3 separate regions of the Homo sapiens genome follow, and regions 1 and 3 are each linked to region 2. The links are chromatin loops, found by intact Hi-C in ENCODE. Cell type or tissue: dorsolateral prefrontal cortex. All regions are shown on one strand.

What was found. Peaks named below come from ENCODE experiments on the same cell type or tissue, not always from the same donor. Only the 100,000 strongest peaks of a DNase experiment are listed, where the experiment ranks them.
Region 1: a loop joins it to region 2, with 2.8 times the contacts of the local background. A loop is called at or near these places in 4 of 110 quality-filtered maps.
Region 3: it touches region 2 in a loop (2.4-fold over the local background); 6 of 110 quality-filtered maps call a loop at or near these places.

Annotation. Positions count from the first base shown.
Region 1 is chr19:19,051,697-19,056,696 of GRCh38, forward strand. ARMC6 (armadillo repeat containing 6) reads left to right here. Exons shown (of 9, transcript NM_001199196.2): 5 at 1-499; 6 at 2,456-2,625; 7 at 3,569-3,700; 8 at 4,095-4,232. Among named protein-coding and RNA genes, the nearest start is that of SLC25A42, 9.8 kb to the right of the region's middle. RefSeq lists enhancers at 60-560, 2,324-2,383. In dorsolateral prefrontal cortex, a CTCF peak has its summit at 2,284 (motif pointing right); a DNase peak (open chromatin) is centred at 2,305.
Region 2 is chr19:19,487,841-19,492,840 of GRCh38, forward strand. It overlaps GATAD2A (GATA zinc finger domain containing 2A), which reads left to right. Exons shown (of 12, transcript NM_001384528.1): 3 at 4,466-4,598; 4 at 4,741-4,872. Among named protein-coding and RNA genes, the nearest start is that of TSSK6, 25 kb to the right of the region's middle. RefSeq lists enhancers at 336-1,119, 986-2,185, 1,120-1,903, 1,423-1,702, 2,461-2,710 and 2 more. In dorsolateral prefrontal cortex, CTCF peaks have their summits at 2,722 (motif pointing left) and 2,929; DNase peaks (open chromatin) are centred at 1,541 and 2,731; H3K4me3 peaks cover 920 bases; H3K27ac peaks cover 2,719 bases.
Region 3 is chr19:19,172,279-19,177,278 of GRCh38, forward strand. The region is part of intron 5 of BORCS8-MEF2B (BORCS8-MEF2B readthrough); the gene reads right to left. BORCS8 (BLOC-1 related complex subunit 8) reads right to left here. Exons shown (of 6, transcript NM_001145784.2): 6 at 4,628-5,000. Among named protein-coding and RNA genes, the nearest start is that of MEF2B, 4.5 kb to the left of the region's middle. RefSeq lists enhancers at 1-458, 2,102-2,603. In dorsolateral prefrontal cortex, CTCF peaks have their summits at 2,930 (motif pointing left) and 3,137; a DNase peak (open chromatin) is centred at 2,943.

The DNA.
Region 1 (5,000 bases), 440 kb before region 2:
GACCAGTGCAAACAGGACAAGGCCTGCCGCTTCCTCGCGGCCCAGAAGGGGGCCTACCCCATCATCTTCACTGCCTGGAAGCTGGCCACTGCAGGTGACCAGGGCCTTCTGCTCCAGTCCCTCAATGCCCTGTCGGTGCTGACTGATGGACAGCCAGACCTCCTGGATGCCCAGGGCCTGCAGCTCCTAGTGGCCACGCTGACCCAGAATGCTGATGAGGCTGACCTGACCTGCTCTGGGATCCGCTGTGTGCGTCACGCTTGCCTGAAACATGAACAGAATCGGCAAGACCTGGTGAAAGCTGGCGTGCTGCCTCTGCTGACTGGTGCCATCACCCATCATGGCCACCACACTGACGTGGTCAGGGAAGCCTGCTGGGCCCTGCGTGTCATGACCTTCGATGACGACATCCGTGTGCCCTTTGGCCATGCCCACAACCATGCCAAGATGATTGTGCAGGAGAACAAAGGCTTGAAGGTGCTCATCGAAGCCACCAAAGGTAAGAGCTGGGGGCCGACACGAGCCAGCGAACAAAGTGGGCGGGTCAGATGTGACCAGAGTGAGGGTCAGGGCTCAGGACTGCTTTAGGCACGGCAGGCTCAAGGCTCCACTCGCCCCTCGGCTTAGACCTGCCTGCATGGCAGCCCTCGTGAAGAGTCTCCCCATGTTTTCTAGTGGCTCCAGGAGAATTCCAGGCCAGCACTCAGGGGCCAGGAGCAGGCCACAATCCCATCTCTGGAGCTGTCTGGGGAAGGGGCTTGCTGTGTCCAACTCCAGGGGCTGAGAGTGGGGAAGGGGGACCTCCCCAGAGGGAAATAAGAGGACTCGGGGGGGCTGGCTGGCATGCACCATGGCAGTCTCAGCTGGATGTGTACACGCTTGATCATATTCAGCCACAAATCCTTAGGCATATTCATGTGTCTGGCTCCAGGGTGACCATGGTGAGCCAGCCCTGGGAGGTCACAGTGCTGACCGTCAGACCCTAAAGCTTCTGTCTTAACCCCTACCCCCATCCCATCCACTGAACCCACCAGAAAAGTCCTGATTGACACACAGAAGGTGTTAGGAGGATGAGTTCCCCTTTCTTGCCTGCCCCGTCACTCTGGTTCTGTGGCCAGGCCTGTGTGGGGGTTCTGGCTCTGTCTGCTGAGGAGATGGGCCCACCTCAGTCTCCCTTCCACACCTCCAGCAAGGCTGAAAATGAGTCCCGACCTTCTGCAAAGTCAGGCTGCTTTTCCAGGAGGTAGCTCACATCTTTCCTGTTTTATTTATAGGAGCTCCAATCAGTTAGGTTTCTGCCAGAGACAGGATATGTATATATGAAGAGACTTTTTGGTAAGGAATGGGATCATGCAATTATGGCAAGTCTGTACTCCATAGGGCAGGCTGGAAACCCCCAGGCAGTCCCCTTTTCGGGGAAACACCTCAGTTTCCTTCTAAGGACTTCAGCTGATGGAATGAGTCCCATTCACATTGTTCAAGGTCATCTCCTCTACTTAAAGGCAACTGGGCTGGGCATGGTGGCTCATGCCTGTAATGTCAGCACTTTGGGAGGCTGAGGTAGAAGGATTGTTTGGGCCCAGGAGTTCAAGACCAGCCTGGGCAACATGATGAAACCCTGTTTCTACTAAAAATACAAAAATTGCTGGGCGTGGTGGTGGGCACCTGTAATCCCAGTTACTTGAGAGGCTGAGGCACAAGGATCTCTTGAGCCTAGGAAGGAGAAATTGTGGTGAGCCAAGATCACGCCACTGCACTCCAGCCTTGGTGACAAAGCGAGACTCTGTCTCAAAAAAATTAATAATAATAATAATAATAATAGATAGCTGATTGTGGATGGTAACCATGTGGACAGAATACCTCCACGGCAACACCTAGATTGGCATTGGGTGGAACTGCAGAGGGCTACAGGTGGTCACAGGAACTGACCGTCGCAGCCCTGTGTAGGTGCAGGATCTTCGCCCTCTTGGCGTGAGTGCCGGCACCTGCTTCCTGGTGCAGCGCCTCTGGGCTCCATCTGCGGCTCCTGTGTTCAGTTTTGGCCACGTCAGCCCAGTCCGTATGTGTCCCTCTATGGTTCTGGAGTTTCCTGTTGCACTTAGAGAAGCCATTCCTACCCCATGATCATAAAAATAGTCTTCAGATGTCTTTTTTTTTTTTTGCACTATTATAGTTTTCTTTTTTTAGGTGAGACCATGAGTTGGTATGGAATTTATTTGGGGCATGATGGAAGGAAGCGGGTTGGGGGGCACATTCTTAAGTCTTCCCAGCAGCCAGCAGGGGGCACTGCAGGCCCAGGTAGCCCCTGGTGTTCCCTGGGGCCTTCCTGGTGCCCGTGGCCACTCCAATAGGCAGAAGGGCTGGACTCTTCCAGTGGAGCAGGATCTCCACCAAAACAGAGGGCCCTGCGGCTGGTTCTTCCCGCCCCCACCACCGTCTCCCTTTCTCCCTGCAGCGTTCCTGGATAACCCTGGCATCCTGAGCGAGCTCTGTGGAACCCTGTCCCGCCTGGCCATTCGCAACGAGTTCTGCCAGGAGGTCGTCGACCTCGGGGGCCTGAGCATTCTGGTGTCCCTGCTAGCCGACTGCAATGACCACCAGATGAGGGACCAGAGCGGCGTTCAGGTATGAAGTCCCCCTGGCCCATTGCGTGCTGTCCTTCTGGGTCCCAGTCAACCGGACGAGCTATAGTCAGAACAAGCCAGCCCTGCCTGCCAGTGTCGGAACCAAAGTGCAGTTTTTCTTTTCACGGACCCAAGGGCAGGAACCAAAGGTCGGGGGGGAAACAAACCCACCTGCTCTCCCTTATTGTCCTTTTGCACCAGGAAAAGGATGGTAGGAAGCATAGGGTTGGGGTGTGTCGGCCAAGGCTGGGATACTTGGGTTAGTTCCCGCACCTCTGCCTCAGTTTCCCTAGCTACAGAATAGAGCAGTGTCCCTACTCATTACTCCGTTTAGCAGCCGATTATTGAGCCCTTCTCCATGTGCCCATCCACAGCAGGGAGCCAATCAACAGGTGCCTCCCTATCCAGCTGCAGCTGCAGGAAAGCCCCCAGGGGTGCCACGGTCCTGCGCCCCCAAGCCCAGCTGTTGACGTCAGCCAGCCTCTTTCTGTGCAAGTGGCCAGGAGCTGAATGGGAACCAACTTCAGCAAATGAAGGGATACATTTTGCCCTGTACTCCTGGGCAGTTGGGGGCAGGGTCCTCAGGTTCTCCATCGGGGGATCAGCAGTCCCAGTAGCACCTCATCCACTGTCCTCAGTGCAGGGCAGTTAGCGCCTACCCTGGGTCTGTGGCCGTGGACAGGGGGACCCTGTGCTCTGAAGGCCGGCCTGAGTCACATGCCCCCGCTGCCCCTGTCGGGGTAGGGGATCAAGTCACCTGGATGGTACCGTTTGGACACAGGCAGCCTGAGCCACAGGCATCTGCCACCCCTTCTCGTTAGTCACACCCTGCAGTCACACCATACCTGTTGGTCAAACAGCAAAACAGCCCCACATTCTCCCTCAGAGCCCTCTCCCACAACCAGCGGCCTGGCTGGAGGTGAGCGGGCCTTTCCCTTGTGCAGGAGCTCGTGAAGCAAGTGCTGAGCACCCTGCGAGCCATCGCAGGCAACGACGACGTGAAAGATGCTATTGTCCGTGCTGGTGGGACGGAGTCCATCGTGGCTGCTATGACCCAGCATCTGACCAGCCCCCAGGTACCCACCTCGGGGGGCACACACAGTAGCAGGGTGGTGGCTGGAGTCCCAGTTCAGTTTCTGTATCTGCATGAAGCTCTATTCCCCTGCAGGGCCAGGGCAGGGCTGGTGAGGGTCGTGGGCATTGGCTCTCAAATGCTGACCTGCGTATGCATGACTTTGGGTGTCCTGGAGTTACCACCAGCACCCTGCAAAGATCTGACCAGGCCTATTGCCCTTGTCACCCCTAAGAGCTGAGCTGATATTTTTGTCACCCTGCCATTATTACACAGGAGTTGCCAGAGACCCACGGAGGGGAGGCCGCAGGGTGTTCACCAGGGGTTGGTGGCCATGGCAGGATGTTGTGGGGGGTCTATCTGCTGCATCTCAGCCTTTCTGTGACTGGCCCCTGCAGGTGTGTGAGCAGAGCTGCGCGGCCCTGTGCTTCCTGGCCCTGCGTAAGCCCGACAACAGCCGCATCATCGTGGAGGGTGGCGGGGCTGTGGCAGCACTGCAGGCCATGAAGGCACACCCGCAGAAGGCCGGCGTGCAGGTGGGCAGGGCAGGGGATGGGGGCAGGCAGGCTGGTGTGGGATGTGCAGGTAGGTGCAGAGAGGGCATGGGAGCAGGTGCGGTGTGCGGGTGGGTGATGGGGCAAAGGCTCAGTCCCTATCCCTATCCCTGTCCCTGTCCCTCCCACAGCCGAGCCCCATAGGGCCAACTTCTTTCTCATCTTGCAAAATGTGCTGAATTCTGCCTTCATTTGCCTCCTTCTCTGCCTTTGTTTTTTCTGCATTTACTCTCCTTTTTTGGGGAGGGGGTAGTTTGGAGGGGCTTTCTGGTGAAACCCTGGAAAGAAAGCTATAACACGTAATCTCCTTCTGTGGGTTTTTTTTTTTTTTTTTTGAGACAGTCTCACTCTGTCGCCCAGGCTGGAGTGCAGTGGCGCCATCTCAGCTCACTGCAACCTCTGCCTCCTGGGTTCAAGCGATTCTCCTGTCTCAGTCTCCCGAGTAGCTGGGATCACAGGCATGGGCCACCACGCCCAGCTAATTTTTGTATTTTTAGTAGAGACAAGGTTTTGCCATGTTAGCCAGGCTGGTCTCGAACTCCTGACTTCAGGTGATCCACCCACCTCCACCTCCCAAAGTGCTGGGATTACAGGTGTGAGCCACCGCACCCTTAATCTCCTTTTTTAAAAGTCCCTATAGAGAGATCTGGGGAGAAAGAAGTTGGGGAAGCGTGGATGGGGATCTGCCTGGGGTTTCAGAAAGGTTTCTGCCCCCTCCTTGGGCTGCTGGTCTGAGTTCTGAGTGTGGGA
Region 2 (5,000 bases):
GGTGTTGGCTCTAGCAGAGCCCTCATCCCACCCTTGCACACAGCCAGCAGCCCACCCTGCTAGGCCTGAAAGAGGTGAGGAGGAAAGGTTCTAGTGGGAAATGGTTCTGTGGCTGGAGAAGGCATTGCTGGGCCCTGCCTGTCTCCCCAAGCCAGCCTGGAGGAGGATTTCTTGTACCGAGGCCTCACGAGCTACAGGTCATGGTCATCCCTAACTTCCCTAGTGTGTGCAAGACTTGGGGGATCTTGCTGAAATACAGACTTTGATCAAGCAGGTCTGGGGCAAGGAGGACACGCTTCATTTATACAAGTTCCGGAGAAGCTGCCCTGCTGCTATGGCGGTGACAGCGGTGGTCAGACATTCACGGGGCCAGCCCCAAGCCCACCTACAGCCTTGCCCCCACCTGCCGCTCCCCTGTTGTGTCTGTCCATCCTGGTAGACTGAACCCTAAGGACAGAAATTCCTTTTATCCAGGGGTTCCTCCCCACTGCCTGCTATAGCACCTGCTTTTTAAATGAGCTCTCAGCAGATGTAAGGAATGAATGAATGAATGAATGAGGGAGAGGGGTATGTCTTTCCTGCATACCAGGCAGGCCTGTTCAGAGAACCACAAAGGTCCCAGCCTCCAAGGACAGCTCCTTCCCGGCACTGGCTGAGGGGACACTAAATATTAACCACGTACTGGCCGCTGGTTGCTGAGCAGCTGAAAGCCATAACCTTTTGCTGTGGAAGTGGGATCGTGTCTCAATTTAAGTTTATAATCCCGGCCTCTCCTCCAGGAAATTCTATGGAAGTTCCTGGCAGGTAACAGAATTTCTGTGCTTGTGAGGTCAGGGCCAGTGCCAGCGGGTCAGGGAGTGGGGGTGGTGCGTGTCAGCGAGCGGGTGAGACCATTTACGCTGATAACAGCCTGGCCTGCTTCCAGGGATTTTTGTAGGTCACATAAAATCTCTTGATCACTACGTTTTACATTAAGGCTTCTCAAGATGGGCAGGACGGGCTTATGGGATTTGTCCTGAACTATCACATCACTTCCAAATAAACTTGGTGCCCGGGACGGCTGCTGTGGAGTGAATGGCAGACGCTGTCCCTGGGCCACGATGCCATCCCTCTCAGCATGTTGGGCTAGATTTCCACTGGTTTTGTTTACTTTAGACAGTTTTTATAATTAAATATTTCCCTGAAATAATGCCTGCAATCATTTTGAGCCACATGCTCTTTTTCCTGAATTAAAGATCTCTTTTAGAAAGTACTGAGACTCTTAAAGCCTCTCTCCTTTAAAAAGTGAGCTTAACAAAGTTTTTCATTTTAGAAACTTAGAGGGGCCAGTGACCCTGCTGTGTGCGGTGTATGTAGAGGTGACTGGAGCCTGTGGTGCAGCAACAGTCCCCTGTGGGCTGGCGCCACACAGGAAGTGCCTGCAGCTCCACAGCCCTGGGGTGAGCCTGGCGCCTCCATTTTCTGACAGTACCTGAACCTTTACCTCCCTTCTCAAAATGAAGGCTGCGTGTCACAAACCGGTTGGAACTGGCCGTTGCCATGGTTTTCACGTTGGAAGGCACAGTTAAAGGGTCATGTGACCAAGGAGGGAAATGCCTTTGTCACATGACTTTTTGGTGGCCTGATTAGCATACAGGAAGTTCACTCCCTGCTGGCTGCTGGGATGCTGAGTGATCATTGATGGGTGGTGACATCATCTCTTGGATGAGTTATTGATTAGTCGCAGGCCAAGATGGGGCCAGGGAGCGCTGTGGGCAGAGCAGCCCTCTCAGGCAGCTTCAGCTGCTAGGTGGTCTGGACCCCTCGCCTACCCTCTTCCTTCAGGCAGGTTTGAATTTTATTAGACATCTCACCTCTGGAAGAAGCACACGCCCTCAATAAGATGATAAGAAGGGTTAAGTCCCTTAGAGCTTGGCTGTCATTTCATTTCAGCTCATGCTAGCCCAGGAATTGTGTCTGTAACTCTATACAAGATGCTGCCTTGGCCCCCTGCTCCCCTGTTCACTTTGGAGGCCACCTGGGTGGAGGCCAGCTGCTGCACCTCTGTGCTGAAGCCTTGGGACTGCCTGCCTCTGAGGTGCTCAGTGTGTGTACACGTCCAGGGAACCTGGAATTAGAGCCCTGAGGTCACCTTGAAAGTCGATCTTGGGCGGCATGGGGCCGGCAGCAAGGAGAGACATGCTGGCGGTTTGCTAAGACCTGAGTGAGGTGTCCTGGGTTACTTTAGAAACAAACTACCCGGTTCTGGGCTTCAGAATGTGGGCTGATAACCCCTTGCCTGGGGGATTGTATACTTCGAAATCGTACCTTTCTGTCCACGCCCAGGTCTCTGGTGAGAAGCTGCTTCATCAGGGCTAGGACCAGCGTTCAGGTACAGCCACCACGTAGCTGTGGTGGGTGGAATTAGGAGGGACCAGAGGAGAGCAAGTAAAGCGGTTCCTGAGTCCAGCATCTGGCGAGTCCAGGGTAGCATTGGTGAAGCCTTAACCTCTGGTGCTCTGTGTCTACCCTTCCCTGAGGACGCAGCTCATGGGTGTGGAGGGGACCTCAGAGGTCCCGAGGGCTGCTAGAGCAGAGTCAGGTTCTTCATCCTAGCGACTCTCCTCAACCCTGCCGGGGTCTAATTATCAACTAGACCCTGGCACAGCAAGAGCCAGGACAACTTTGAGCTGCGGCAACCAGTTAACTTTGTCCGAGTTTGTTCTCTGGGTCACAGTGCCACCTAGAGGACGTGTCTGTCCTTGGCTGGTTTTCCTGCTGACAAAAAAAATGGACTTGATTCACTTCGATGAATGTACAATGAGGCCGAGGCGGGCGGATCATCTGAGGTCAGGAGTTCAAGACCACCCTGGCCAGCATGGTGAAACCCTGTCTGTACAAAAATACAAAAAAAAAATTAGCCCGGCATGATGGTGCATGCCTGTAATCCAGCTACTCAGGAGGCTGAGGCAGGAGAATCACCTGAACCGGGGAGGTGGAGGTTGCAGTGAGCCGAGATTGCACTACGGCACTCCAGCCTGGGCGACAGAGCAAGACTCCATCTCAAAAAAGAAGAAAGAGAATACAATGAACCCAGATCATCAGGGACAGTTTGCCTTGTGCCGTCAGCAAATGGAGCTGCTTGGTTGGGGACAAAGTGCCATCTTTGGGACTTGCGTTGGGTCAGCGACACCACAGCAGGTGTTCAGCCTTGCGCCTTCAGTAGTGTCAGCTGTACACATACATCCTAGAGGATCGTTCACAGGAAAGGGAAAATCAGACTAGTGTGTTCCTGCCTGGGTCAAATGACTTGGGGTGCCTTGAGCACTTGTCTCGGAGCCTGGCCTGCAGTTAGCACAGAATGGATATTCACTGTTTCCCAGTTCTGATGAATAACAGCAGCTCATCAGCCACACTCTTAGACGTTTGTGACCATACTTTGACAAAATAACAAAAGAGGAAAGCCTGCAAGTACTTCCCCGATTGTCCCCTGGTGCTTCCCAACTGGTAGTGAGATGCCGTGGGCCGACGGTGAAAAGGGGAGGAACAGGCCTTAGGTCAAGTTCACAGGTGGAAGTGAGCTCCCCAGACCGTGGCAAATTCATTAGAAAGAAAAAGGTGTGGGGGCTGGAATCATGAGAACTGTCTCATGTTGCAGTTTTGAGCTGGGACTTACGGAGTGGGCAGCAGGGTAACAGGCAGAATGACCTTGGCATCCACGTGGGGCTGGAGGCAGCCAGCCAGAAACCAGTCCATGAGTAGATCAGGCAGGTGAAGAGTCTCTGGTCTTTGAGAGAACTTGTGTCCTAGTCAGTTTCAAAACAGACAGCCACTGCCGCCATGTGGGGCCCAAGAAGGGCCATCTAGCACCTGGTGCCACCTTGTGAGCAAGCTGGCAGCCTGTGGATACACCCCTCGGTCTTCTGGGGACAGGTTGGCTGCCAGGTGTGAGGGCTTTGGCCTGCCTGAGTGGAGAGAAGAAAATCTGGTTCACGCAGGGAGCTGGGCTCCCCTTCAAGGGGTTTCCACCATGGCCAGGGGCTGCGGGCTGGTGGCGAGGCACACACATGCCATCAGACCCAGCATGCTCAAGCCCCCACAATGGCTAACACTGAGCAGGGCCCCAGGATCCCGAGCCGAGTGTTTACCTGATCCGAGGCACACGGTAGAGGGAGCAGCCATGTTTTCCAAAGTCACCATGTCATGCTCAGGGGCATACGCACCCTCAGCCCTGGCGACATGGCGGCAGGCATGAAGTCCCTACCATCAGGGTGCCCACCTGGGCACTGGGATTGGGTGCCCTATGACGTGTGGGTAAGAAGAAGGAGGCAGCCTGGGAGCCATGGGGCAGGGCAGGGGATGTGGAGGATGCAGGGCAGACAGGGAACAGACGGGGAGGTCTCAGCTCCCTGCCATGTGTCCACAGGGGTGGGCACTGGGTCCAGCTGTCAAGGGCGCTCTGGTCACTACTGTCTCCACCCCACAGTGACATGAAGTCCGAGAGGAGACCCCCCTCACCTGACGTGATTGTGCTCTCCGACAACGAGCAGCCCTCGAGCCCGAGAGTGAATGGGCTGACCACGGTGGCCTTGAAGGAGACTAGCACCGAGGCCCTCATGGTGAGCCACGTGTTGGCGCTGCCGCCGGAGCCCCACTGTGCCCTTCCTACTCATGACACCCTCAGGTGGAGCTAGTGATGGCAGGGCCTCTGCTCCTCACCAAGGACGCTCCCTCTCAACCCTGTTCCTCTCGCCCCTGCAGAAAAGCAGTCCTGAAGAACGAGAAAGGATGATCAAGCAGCTGAAGGAAGAATTGAGGTTAGAAGAAGCAAAACTCGTGTTGTTGAAAAAGTTGCGGCAGAGTCAAATACAAAAGGAAGCCACCGCCCAGAAGGTGCGTGCCTGTCTCCCCTCCTTCCTGGGCCAGCAGGAGCGCCTGGCCTTGCCTTGATCCCCTCATCAATGTCAGCGGCCAGAAAGGTGAAAGGGCTTCCTTGAGGGAGTATAGGGCAAGGTCCCACT
Region 3 (5,000 bases), 320 kb before region 2:
GGGCCAGCTCTGGGGGAAGGGCTAGCCCAGCAGAGCGAAGCTGGCTGGGGCTGGCCCTTATGCACCCCAACTCCCCAGCCCCCTCCTTCTGGTGGGCACCATCTTGTTATTCATGGTCTGTCCCGTGTCCTTTTGCCTCTGTTCCTATCCTATACCTTCCCCAACCACTAATTGTGTCCCCTAGCAGGGCCACCAAGAGTCTTAACCTCATTCTTCTCAGATGAAGGGACACCCTTAGTTGCTAGAGTAAGAGGTTGGAAGGTAGAAGGGAAGGTTGTGAGGAGGAAGGGATAGAAGGGTCCAGAGTGGGTGGTGAGGGAGAAGAGTGACCTGGGAAGCAGGTCTGGGAGATGGGGGAGGTGGTGGGTGGGGGATGGAGGAGAAGGCTAGGGTGGGAGGCTGGGGGAGGTGGAGAAGCTGCCCCCGCTGTCTCCCTCCTCCAGATTCTCTCCCCTCTCCCAGGAGAAGGCTTTGAAGGACCTTCCATGATAAGGATGTGTGACCCAGTAGGTAGGGAGGGCCCTGAGGTTAAAGAACCCTGAGTCCCCATCCCAGCTGTGCCGCCCACTCACTGTGTGACCTCAGGATGGTCACTGCACCCCTTGGGGCCTCTTTGCTCATATGAGAAGTGTGGATAGGCTGGGCGCGGTGGCTCACGCCTGTAATCCCAGCACTTTGGGAGGCCGAGGTGGGTGGATCCCGAGGTCAGGAGATCGAGACCATCCTCACTAACACGGTGAAACCCCGTCTCTACTGAAAATACAAAAAATTAGCCAGGCGTGGTGGCAGGCGCCTGTAGTCCCAGCTACTCGGGAGGCTGAGGCAGGAGAATGGCGTGAACCTGGGAGGCGGAGCTTGCAGTGAGCCAAGATCGTGCCACTGCACTCCAACCTGGGCGACAGAGCGAGACTCTGTCTCGAAAAAAAAAAGAAAAAAAAAAAAGCCAGGCATGGTGGCACACACCTGTAATCCCAGCTACTCAGGAGGCTGAGGCAGGAGAATTGCTTGAACCCGGGAGGTGGAGGTTGCAGTGAGCCAAGATCACGCCACTGTACTCCAGCCTGGGTGACAAGAGCAAGACTCTGTCTCAAAAAAGAAAAAAAAAAAAAAAAAAAGAAGAAGTGGGGATAATAGGAGCCCTTAAGGCCCACCTCCAATGTTCCCTCCTCCAAAAGCCTTCCTATCCTCTTACCACTTAGGATCCTTCCACCTCCCCACCCTTCCTTCCAGCTTAGCACTGATCCAGGGGGCGGGGTAGAGTATGTGGCTGGTTCTGTGTCCCCCAGCCTGGGGGTTCCTTGGGCCCGGGCCCAGTGCATGGTGGCACCAAAGGGGTGTCTCCACGGGTTTCTTTCTTTTCATTTTTTAGAGACAGAGTTGCTCTGTTGCCCAGGCTGGAGTGCAGTGGTACAATCATGGCTCACTGCAGCCTTGAACTCCTGGGCTCAAGTGATCCTCTCGCTTCCATCTACCAAGTAGCTGGGACTATAGGAATGCACTACCACACCTGGCTAATTTTTAAATTTTTTTTTGAGGTGCACTGGGTGTCTCGCTTGTTGCCCAGGCTGGTCTCGAACTCCTGGGCTTAAGCGATCCTCCTGCCTTGGCCTCCAAAAGAGCTAGGATTATGGATATGAGCCATTGCGCACAGCCTCCATGGGTTTCTTGAAGAACTGGAGAATCTCAAAGAAGGTCTAAGCAGTGAAAGGGAGTGGGGGATAAGCCTGGGGCACCCAGAAGCCTTGTTCAGGGATACTGTAGGGAAAAGAAAAAAAAAAAAAAAGGCTTTCCAGGGGCCTGAGTGTGCAGGACTCTCCGGGAACCCAGAGGAGTAGGTCTGAAATAAAAACCAGGACTCACACCAATGGCTAAGGACAAAAACCCAGCGGAAGTCTGATTCTTGTCCTGACCACTGTGGACGGAGCAGGGGGCAGGTCGCTGCCCTGTATGGGTCTCCTTTTACCCCATCTGCAGATCAGGGTTGGGATCCTTTCTGGGTGATCTCCAGCCTCGTGAGCACTATGCTTCTGTTTGGATGCCCCATGGCACGGAGAGCTCACTGTCTCTCTTCTAGCTGCCTATCTCTGGAGTTCTGCCGGGAGTTAAATTTTTTTTTTTTTTTTTTTTGAGACGGAGTCTGGCTCTGTCGCCAGGCTGGAGTGCAGTGGCGCAATCTCGGCTCACTGCAATCTCCACCTCCCGGGTTCAAGTCATTCTGCTGCCTCAGCCTCCCGAGTAGCTAGGATTACAGGTGCTCACCACAGCCAGCTAATTTTTGTATTTTTAGTAGAGATGGGGTTTCACCATGTTGGCCACGACGGTCTCAATCTCCTGACCTCGTAATCCACCCGCCTCGGGCTCCCAAAGTGCTGGGATTACAGGCGTGACCCACCATGCCCAGCTGGGTGTTTTTTGAAATGGAGTCTACCTCTGTCGCCCACGCTGGAGTGCAGTGGCGTGATCTCGGCTCACTGCAACCTCCACCTCCCGGGCTCAAGCGATTCTCCTGCCTCAGCCTCCAGAGTAGCTGGGGATTACAGGCATGCACCACACCCAGCTAATTTTTGTATTTTCAGTAGAGACGAGGTTTCATCATGTTGGCCAGGCTGGTCTCCAACTCCTGACGTCAAGTGATCCGCCCACCTCGGCCTCCGAAAGCGCTGGGATTACAGGTGTGAGCCCCCGCGCCTGGCCAGTAAATGCTATTGAGTGAGCTCTAGGAGTGCCCTTGCTCTCCACCCTGACAAGGGAGGCTGCGAGCTCTTGTTCTGAGAGCCCTCTGGCCTCTCAGAACCTCAGTTTGCTCTCTGAAAAATGGGAGCGAGGGCATATAGGGTGAAAAAGGGTGGAGGGTCACAGTGTGCCCACCAGGGCCAGCCAGGACTGCAGACAATGACCGCTAGGAGGCTGAACTTCCCGCCAACGCTTTGCCTCTTGCGCCCCCTGGCGGCTAGAGTGGGCGGGGCGCCCTCCAGGCAAAAAGGGCTATCGAGCATTCAAATGAGATGCAAATTAACCAGCGCCCCCACAAGCCCTTGGACTCGGGGTGACGAGGTGTCTGACAACCCAGAGTCTTGATCAGATCCCTTTTATCTATTTATTTATTTATTATTTTTTGAGACAGAGTCTCGCTCTGTCACCCAGGCTAGAGTGTAGTGGCTCCATCTTGGCTCACTGCAACCTCTGCCTCCCGGGTTCAAGCAATTCTCCTGCCTCAGCTTCCCAAGTAGCTGGGATTAGAGGCGCGCACCACCACACCCGGCTAATTTTTTATATTTTTGGTAGAGACAGGGTTTCACCATATTGGTCAGGCTGGTCTTGAACCCCTAACCTCAGGTGATCTGCCCACCTCAGCCTCCCAAAGTGCTGGGATTACAGGCGTGAGCCACCATGCTCAGCTATTTTGTTTTTTTATAGAGACAGGGTCTCTCCATGTTGCCAGGCTGGTCTCCAACTCCTGGACTCAGGGGTTCCTCTAGTCTTGACTTCCCAAAGTGCTGGGATTACAAGCGTGTGCCACCGCACCCGGCCTAGACTCCTTTTAAGAGATGACTGGGCTGGGCACGGTGGCTCACACCTGTAATCTCAGCACTTTGGGAGAACGAGGTCAGGAGTTCAAGACCAGTCTGGCCAAGATGGTGAAACCCCGTCTCTACTAAAACTACAAAAATTAGTTGGGCGCAGTGGCAGGTGCCTATAATCCCAGCTATTCTGGAGGCTGAGGTAGGAGAATGGCTTGAACCCAGGCGGCAGAGGTTATTGTGAGCCGAGATCGCGCCACTGCACTCCAGCCTGGGCGAGAGTGAGGCTCCAGCTCAAAAAAAAAAGAGAGAGAGATGACTGTTAGTCGCTGGTTGAGGTTGCATCCAGGGGCTATGAGTGACTCAGAGCCCTAGAAGGGTCTGGTGGGGCCCCCCACACCTGCCTCCCTCACCCCTAGCTCCTAGCGCCCCAGACATCCTAGGCAGGTCCTGGGAGGCAGGCAATAATCCCATTCTGCTGCCAGTTTGTCCTGAAGGTCTGAGCAAGAGGGCTGGCTCACAAATACCAGTGTTTGCTGGAGAAATGGTCGCACGAAGGACAGATGGACATTGAGAGGTGCCTTCAGAGCAGGTAAGAAGGGAGAAGGACTCTGGAGGCCACACACCAATCAGTGCCCTAAATGGGGTGGCTTTAGGCTCCTCCCCACTCCTAAGCTGAGTAGGACAGTGGAGAGGTGGGATAATGGCACAGAGGCCCCCCAGTGTGACCTAGAAGGAGGAGAGGTAGGGCTGAACCCCCTTTCCAGGCCTTCAGATGCCTTGACAGGCCCGATGTCCTAACAGGATGCCCTCTGTCTCCCCTCGGGACACCCCTGCTCTTCCCATCCGTCTCCATCAACCACCCCACAGTGCCAAGCTGAGGGACCCTCCCAGAGCAGTGACTGGAACCTGCCTCGACCCCAAACAACTCTTATCTGACCTCCCTAATACATTGTACTGGAACAAGGGATTCTGGGGTAACTGCATTGGCACACAGCTGGCCTTGGAGATGCATAACTTGTGGAGGCCTGGTCACCCAGGCTTGGCATTCACAGTGGTCAGTGCAGGCCCTTCTGCAAACAGCAGCAGAAACGGACTCAAAGCCATTTTGGCAAAAATCATAATTTAGGGGTCCATGAAACTGAAGAAATGAAATTGGCTAGTGTCAGGTACAGTTGGATCCAGGGCTCCACACAATGTTCTCAGGTCCCCCCGGAACCCCTCGCCCCGGCCTGGTTCCCATACACCCAGCTCAACCTTCCTGATGCTCCTGGTAGAACTCCCAGGAAAGGTCGCTCATTGGGTCACGTGTCCATCTCAAACCAATCACTAGGAACCTAGGACAAGGGAGCTCTGATTGGCCAGGCCGAGGTGCCACATCCACCACTGGAACTAGGGGTGGCTTCTCCATGTGGCCTGAGCCTGGGGTGGGCGTTGCTGCTTGAGGCAGAATGCAGGTTGGGAGGGTAGATCTGCGAA